Linked DNA regions of Homo sapiens: region 2 is linked to region 1. A link is an interaction called in ENCODE POLR2A ChIA-PET data of the cell type or tissue named here. Cell type or tissue: HepG2. All regions are shown on one strand. Region 1 overlaps SHANK3 (SH3 and multiple ankyrin repeat domains 3). Region 2 has its middle 14 kb from the start of ARSA.

Evidence for each region. Peaks named below come from ENCODE experiments on the same cell type or tissue, not always from the same donor. Only the 100,000 strongest peaks of a DNase experiment are listed, where the experiment ranks them.
Region 2: POLR2A ChIA-PET joins it to region 1 with 51 read pairs; 3 of 35 experiments call an interaction of 5 or more read pairs at or near these places.

What each region holds. Positions count from the first base shown.
Region 1 is chr22:50,698,298-50,702,297 of GRCh38, reverse strand. SHANK3 (SH3 and multiple ankyrin repeat domains 3) reads right to left here. Exons shown (of 25, transcript NM_001372044.2): 15 at 3,495-3,608. Among named protein-coding and RNA genes, the nearest start is that of SHANK3, 27 kb to the right of the region's middle. In HepG2, a CTCF peak has its summit at 2,264 (motif pointing right); DNase peaks (open chromatin) are centred at 1,737 and 2,257; H3K4me3 peaks cover 1,723 bases.
Region 2 is chr22:50,640,253-50,644,252 of GRCh38, reverse strand. No RefSeq gene overlaps it. Among named protein-coding and RNA genes, the nearest start is that of ARSA, 14 kb to the right of the region's middle. RefSeq lists enhancers at 1-398, 399-900, 1,622-2,186, 2,187-2,750. In HepG2, CTCF peaks have their summits at 1,719 (motif pointing right) and 2,331; DNase peaks (open chromatin) are centred at 1,752, 2,212 and 3,822; H3K4me3 peaks cover 1,573 bases.

The DNA.
Region 1 (4,000 bases):
GACTAGGAGAGTAAATGGTGGACAGGTGCATCTGAGATAGACGGACAGAAGGGATGCTGACTAGGAGAGTAAATGGTGGACAGGTGCATCTGAGATAGACGGACAGAAGGGTGGATTGAAAGGCACTGGACCAGTGGATGGAGGGAGGGAAGGAGAGGGCCATGGGTAGATAGGTCAAAGAGCAGACAGATACATGGGTAGATGGATGGATGGACTGGGTGTGTAGACAGGTAGGTGGAGAGGTGGATGGATGGAGGAAGGGAGGGGTGGTGGATTGGGTTGGCTGGTGAGTCAACGGTTAAGAAGATGATGGTGGGATGGGTGGGTGAGTCAAAGGATAGATGGCTGTAAACATAGGTGGAGCAGTGGCCGGACGGAAAGAGGAAAGAGTGCCTATTTCTATCAGAAGGCACAGATATCAAAAAAGTATCGGGCTGGATTCCAGGTCCCAGCTACTACGTTGTGTGACTCTCAGTAAGTCAACAGCCCCCTCTAAGCCCGCCCATATAGAATAGAGAAATCCAACTTGGAGGATCCCCTTGGTTCTGATGACCTATATCTTATCCTGGCATTCCCCAACCACACCTGCACCCCTCATCCCGCTGAACCTAAGGCCAGCTCAGGCCAAGCCTCATCACCACTCAGGTGGGGCATCAGACCCCTCCTTTCCTCCATCACACCCTTCTCCACGTCGACAGAGGCACGGAAGTGTCATGGTGCTGCCTGCTGAAGAACCCGCCACACTTGCACTTGACCAGCCTCCTGTTTTCAGATGTTGTCAACCAAACAAATTGTATGGATTACATAACACAAACTCATTTTTCCAGTTTTGTTAATAAGACACATAAAAGCCAGCTGAAGAGAAAATGCCCAACACAGCCATCTCCTACTACCCACCCAAGTGCTGACCTTACTGCAAAGAAAGGGAAGGAGGGAGGGGAGGGAAGGCACAGGGCCTGCTCCTGCTGGGCCTCCAGAACACACCTGACCTCGCTTCTCCATTCCCTCCCTCACAGCTCCACCCTCTGCCTGCCAGGAGGTGCCGTGGGAGACTGCTCTCTGCTGGGTAAGTGACCAGGACTCGCCTCCCGATCCCACAGCAGGCACCGGCTCTGGGCACCAGCCCCTGCACGCACAGGGACTATGTCCCCTCCCTAACCTTTAAGTCCTTTTCTGTCCCCACTCCAGTCCCGGAAATGGATTTTTTTGGGGGGTGGGGGGAGCAGATCTGGGCCTGTTGGAAGCAGGTTCCTGTTCCTGGGCTGCACTCTGGCCTCTGGCAGAACTCGGCCCCGGGATCCCAGAGCAGAGGCTCTGCGCAGTGTGGCCAGCAGGGCCTGCAGCCAAGGTCAGAGGGCACTGTCACTGCTCCCACTCCCTGCCCTTCGCAGGCAGCCTCCGCAGGTCCCTCTCCCGCTGCCCACTCATGAAATACTCCCGTCTACCCCGGGACCTCTGACACTCACTCCCCAGGTCACACACACCATGGCTGCTGGCTGGAGCCCAGACCTGAACCCTCCTCTCCATTGCTCTGCTCTGCCCAGCCCGGGCTTTGATCCTACACAACCTGCACAATCAGACACTGCGGCTGGGTTCCCTCCGCCATGATGCCACACTGTCACTTGACTCCATGCCACCTGACCACCCCGTGGTCCCCACACCAGCCTCGCCCCTCACCCCATGCAGGCGTTTCACTCACATAGAACTTGCTGCCTGTGTTGCAAACAAGACTTTGCCCCTCAGGGCCATGTGACCCCCTAGAAATGGAATAACAACAAGTGGCCCCACCTCTTGGGACTGCTGGGATGAGTCAACGACTTATACGTGTAGAAGTGCTAAAACTGTGCCAGGCACTCAGAGCAGGCCGTGCTGACACACAGCTGTAGAGCGCCACACGGACCCTGCACACACGGCTGTCCCCTCAGCCCCAGCCGCTGACCACCTAGAGGACTCAGCTCAGACAATGCCTCTGTTTTGAGGCCCTCTCTGACTCCTTCAGGCCAGCCCAGGGAGCTCCCACGCTCACACGGCCCCCGTCACAGCCACTGCTCCCACAAGGCTTCCAGCTGAGCCTCCGTGATCCCGGCTCCCAGCACAGGGCCCAGCACATGACAAACACCTAAAAAACATTTGCTGCTCTCCAATTCTGACTCCAGCCTAAACCCCCCTCCCTCCCCGTCAGCTTCAGACGTAGGTCCAAATGCCCCTCACTCCACACAGTCCTCAAACCAGAACCTTCCTCACCACCACGTGGGGGAGCTCAAGACCCGCTCCCGCCACAGGTGTGGATCCCCCTACCTCTCCTTCCCCTCCCCTCTCCCATACTGTCTGAACCAGGGCCCAAATCTCTGAAACCATTTCCCATCTGGACCCTGCCCTATCCACCCTCCGCGGGCTGAGAACAGGGGGCCAAGTCCCTTCCACACTCTAAGCCACCAGTCAGAGCAAGGCAGAACAAGGCCAAGGAAGGAGGAAAGGGCACCGGCCCAGGAAAAGGTCAGTGGCGAAGCTCCTGCCTCCCTGGGCCTCTGCTGAGCTCAGCACAGGGCAGGGGTCCAGGCCGTACAGGGGTGGAGTCGCTGGGAAACTCTCAGAGGTGGGGACACAGAGATGGGGACACAGTAACCCCAGGCCTGAGCCCTTCACATGCAGAGGGAGGGTGCATGCACCCTTGATCCAGACACACCACCGATGGCCCCCAGTGACCATCACTCAGGAGAGGTTTGCTTGGCCCACCAGCTCTCCAGGACAGAAGCACATGCATGGATCTGGGGGCCTCCCGGGACCCCTGAGGGTTCCTTGCAAGGGCACCCCCAAGACACGCACCCAGCTCCAGCCCGGGGGCCCCCAAAGGACCAGATGGTCAGCAGGGCTGGACAGCAGCCACTCACCAACCCAGGAGCTGCAGCCTTCACCTTCACATCCTCCCTGCAGGCTGAGGACCAGCCCAGCCTCACCTGCTGCCCTCAGACCATCCCTGCCCCAGGGCACTCACCAGGGCACCTCCAGGCCCAACTGGCCTCATTTCCTCTTGGCTGCTCCGGGCCTGCCTGCTCTGCCCACTTGGACAATCTGTCCACTTTGGAAAAACGCCTCTTTTCTCACACTGACCTCCTTACATGTCTGCCAGCTACGCAGGAATCATGCGTTCCACACACCTGGTGTTTCTGAAGGACTGTGCTGGTGGGGTGCAAGTCACTGGGAGTCAATGTGGGATCACACAGACAGAGGCCCCGTCACACACGTCCTATGTGTCTCCACTGCACGTGAAGCGTCAGGTTACATACACGCATGTTCCCAAGTATATGCAGAGTGTGTGCACACGTGTCTGTGTCATGTACACAAGTTTGCATCTACTTTGAGTGTTTGTTTGAGTTTACCTCTAGTCTTTTCTCTATGAATATCCATGTGGATTTAGCACCAAGAGAGAACAAAGGGAAACTGGAAGGGGTGGTCCCCTTGGGAGCTGCCCGGGGAGCCGTGGGGTCACTCACCAGGCCGTGTGTCATGCTGCCTCATCTGCACTTCCTCCACGCAGTCGGCCGGGAACCAGCCCGTGCGGCCTTTCACGGTTCCCTCCCAGAAACCGCCCTCCCCAATGCTGAGCACTGGAGGAAGAAGCCAGACAGGCCGTCAGTGGGGAGCAGAGCTGGGCGCCTACCCCACCTCAGGAGCAGGTTCTGCCCACCCACCCCCTGCCCTTTCCCTCCTTCCCTTCCCACTTTCTCCCAGCTTTTTCCCTGGGAAGATTTTGGGATCCACGCAGAAGAGAGAAAGGAACAGATGGGCTCGGCACAGGGTGGGCATGTGGGGGACAGAGAGACACACAGATGGACACACTCGGGGAGGGGCGCAGGCAGGGGCAGGGGCCACACTCCTGCTGCTGCCCCCACCCCCAGCTGACCATGCTCCCCCAGCCCCTTCAACCGACCCCCATCCTGGCTCTGTCACCCACCCAGGGGTCACTGCCGAGAGCTCGGGGTCATCGTGCTGTGGCCAG
Region 2 (4,000 bases), 58 kb after region 1:
TGCTCCTAAGTAAGATCAGTGCAGATTCTGATCCTCCCTAAACTGCTCCTAAGTAAGATCAGTGCACATTCTGATCCTCCCTAAACTGCTCCTAAGTAAGATCAGTGCAGATTCTGATCCTCCCTAAACTGCTCCTAAGTAAGATCAGCGCAGATTCTGATCCTCCCTAAACTGCTCCTAAGTAAGATCAGCGCAGATTCTGATCCTCCCTAAACTGCTCCTAAGTAAGAACAGCGCAGATTCTGATCCTCCCTAAACTGCTCCTAAGTAAGAACAGCGCAGATTCTGACCCTCCCTAAACTGCTCCTAAGATCAGTGCAGATTCTGACCCTCCCTACACTGCTCCTAAGATCAGTGCAGATTCTGACCCTCCCTAAACTGCTCCTAAGATCAGTGCAGATTCTGACCCTCCCTAAACTGCTCCTAAGATCAGTGCAGATTCTGATCCTCCCTACACTGCTCCTAAGATCAGTGCAGATTCTGATCCTCCCTAAACTGCTCCTAAGTAAGATCAGTGCAGATTCTGACCCTCCCTACACTGCTCCTAAGATCAGTGCAGATTCTGATCCTCCCTAAACTGCTCCTAAGATCAGTGCAGATTCTGACCCTCCCTAAACTGCTCCTAAGATCAGCGCTTGAGGTATTTGCAGACCCTGCGCTTGATGCATCAGTTGGCACCACCCAGATCCATAAACTGGCTCATCTGATCCTGTGGCCTCAACCCAGCAGCTGACTCGGCACAAGAGGACAGCTTCGGCTCCCCATGATTTTGTCTCCAACCCAACCAATCAGCATTCTCAACTCACTGGCCTTCCCCCACTCACCAAATTACCCTCAAAAACTCTGCTCCCCGAATGCTCGGGGAGACTGATTTGAGTAATAATAAAACTCTGGTCTCCCATACAGCCGGCTCTGCGTGAATTACTCTTTCTCTATTGCAATTCCCCTGTCTTGATAAATCGGCTCTGTGCAGGCAGCGGGCAAAGTGAACTCACTGGGTGGTTACATAAAGGGTGATCAGGTCCTTACTAAAACTGGATTTTACAAGGAAGTGCACAGATGGGCTCCGGAGAAGGTTCAGGAGCTGCCGTCTGCCCAAGCAGAGAAGCTTTCATTGCCACACAGCAGCTACCTCACACCTGCCACGGTTCTTGTGGGCAGTGGATTCCGTCCTCATCTGCTCAAGACTGTGCCCCCAAGCCGGGCGCAGTGGCTCACGCCTGTAATCCCAGCACTTTGGGAGGCCGAGGTGGGCGGATCACAAGGTCAGGAGATTGAGACCACCCCGGCTAACACGGTGAAACCCCATCTCTACTAAAAAAATATTAAAAAATTAGCGAGGCGTGGTAGCGGGCTCCCGTAGTCCCAGCTACTCAGGAGGCTGAGGCAGGAGAATGGCGTGAACCCGGGAGGCGGAGCTTGCATTGAGCCGAGATCACGCCACTGCACTCCAGCCAGCCTGGACGACGCAGCGAGACTCCGTCTCAAAAAAAAAAAAAAAAAGGGCTGCCCCTCTTTCTGGGAACCTCCTGCCTTCCTCTCCCTGCCAGTGGGTTCCACAAGAACCTCCCAGTCAGTACCTGCCACCCCCTTGGCCAGGTCATGTATCTGCCCAGCTGGGACCAGCAGAGCCCTTTCAGAGTTGGGACCAACCAGAGGGCCTCAAGGTGGTTGATGGGACAAGGATGGAGCAGGCCCACAGGGGTGGGGAAGATGAAGGCCACCAGGGGGCCTAAGGTGGATCCCCATGTCAGCAGGTCTCATGAACTGCTGCAGAATCCCTCCACTCAGGCCACGTGTTCCCGCTGAAGCAGCTCAACTCCCCACCCTCCCCATGCAGAGGCTTCTTCCATCCCTTGTCCAAGGTGCAAAAAGACAAGACCCATGCCCCTCATTTCAAGGCCCTCTCCTGACTGTGGGTGTTAGTCCCAAATTAGCAATGCCCCAGGCGTCCAGAGCCACTTCCCGAACCCCAGCAGGCTGCCTCCAATTGGGGCTCTGTCAATGCAGAAAAAGAACTCACATCTCCAAAAGGCAGGATGGCCTGCAGAGCTTGGCTTTGAACAAACATAGCTGGCAGCACACACATCCCCTCCTCCAGGCCGGGAGGTCAGGGCTGGGCCGAGGCAGCTGTCACGTGGGCAACCCCTGAGCGGCCTCCAGAGCCCAGGGGGAAGGGGCCACCATTTGCGTAACACTACAACCCTAAGCAGGCTCTTCTCGGGAAGAAGGGGCCGGTCCTGGGGTAGTTCCCAGCTTCCAGTTGAAAGAGAATAAAGTGCCTTTGATTGTCTCCTTTTAAACTCCAATTCACAGCGCCAACCAGCTGCGATAGCTCCAATTACAGGTTCAAAGATTTCTGGGCCACCGAGCAGCTTTCTGTTCTGGCTCCAGATGGAAGCACCAGCAGCGCACCCCTGCCCCCAGCCCCGCCACACACAGGCACAGACACCACACTGGAATGTAACATCAAGGGGCTCGCTGGCAGAGACTGGCACCTCCTGCTCTCCACAAGGTCAGCAGCAGCCTCAAGCCCAGCCCCTTCCCACCCCATCTCTGGGAGTCCCTTCAAACTTTGCTCCCACATGGCCTCTATCTTGGAGCTTTCATGTTTCCTCAGGAAAATGCCAGCTCCCCACACACAGCTGGGCTTCAGTGGAAGTCGAGTCCTGAACCCTCACCCTGGTCCCCAGAGGCTCTTCCAGAGCCCTGTCCACCTTCCCACTGGCTGCAGGGTCAGTGACCAGGGAAAGCGCTTCCCATCAGGAGACCAGGTCCTGCTCCTCCCCGAGGGGCAACCTGAGCTTGTGGAGAAACGCAAGGTCAAGGAGCTGCCCTGGGGAGCCACCCTAGGAGGGGCCACCCTGAGGGAGCTGTCCTGGGGACACCTGCAGTGGAAACTGTTCAGGGCAGGGGCTATGGAGAGGGATACCCTGGCAGGGCCCAATTACTACAGCAACCTTGGGGCCCTCAGCCACACAGAATAAAATCCTCACCGAAGCCCCCTCTGGGGCTCTCTCTTACACTGATGAGAAAAAGAAGTAGCTCAGAGCAGAGTCGGAACTAGGCGGGGTGTACGGCCAAGAGGGATGAGTGTGGGGCCTCAGTAATCCCACACTTCTGCAAAAATGGCTGGGGACAATTGTTTCAGGACGCTTTGTTCCAGACCAGCTGCCTCACCATTATCTTCATGTTCTTGGAATTTGTGACACAACGAACAATGTAGGCCGGGTATGATGGCTCACACCGGTAAATCCCAGCTACTCAGGAGGCTGAGGCACAGGAAATCACTTGAGCCCGGGAGGCGGAGGGCACAGTGAGCACTCCAGGCTGGGCAACACAGCGAGACTCTGTCTCAAAAAGAAAGAACAATGTATAGCCAATGTTATCTGTTTTTGTTTTTTCTGTTTTGTTTTTGAGACGGAGTCTCACTCTGGCACCCAGGCTGGAGTGCAATGGCGCAATCTCGGCTCACTGCAACCTCCACTTCCCAGGTTCAAGCAATTCTCCTGCCTCAACCTCCCAAGTAGCTGAGATTACAGGTACACGCCACCACACCTGGCTAATTTTTGTATTTTTAGTAGAGACAGGGTTTCGCCATGTTGGCCCAGCTGGTCTCGAACTCCTGACCTCAAGTGATCCACCCGCCTTGGCCTCCCAAAGTGCTGGGATTACAAGCGTGAGCCACCGCGCCCAGCCACCTCTTTTCCTTCGAAAAACTACTGTAACTGTTGCCAATCAGAGTGTATATTCAGGGCAAATAGAATCTCTGCTCCCAGGTTGCAATCCTCAAGCTTGGCCCAAATAAACCCTCCGCTCATGTTAATGTTGCTTCAGCTTCTTTCTTTTAGGTCAACGTTCAGTACGCGTCTGTCATTTCCATTTGACTGTTAAACAAACTGGAGACTATAGAGGCCAAGGGAAAACTTGCCCTCTGCCCTCAGGAGATTCACGGAAAATCAACTGACAAAGTAAGAGAAAAGGCATACAGATTTATTCA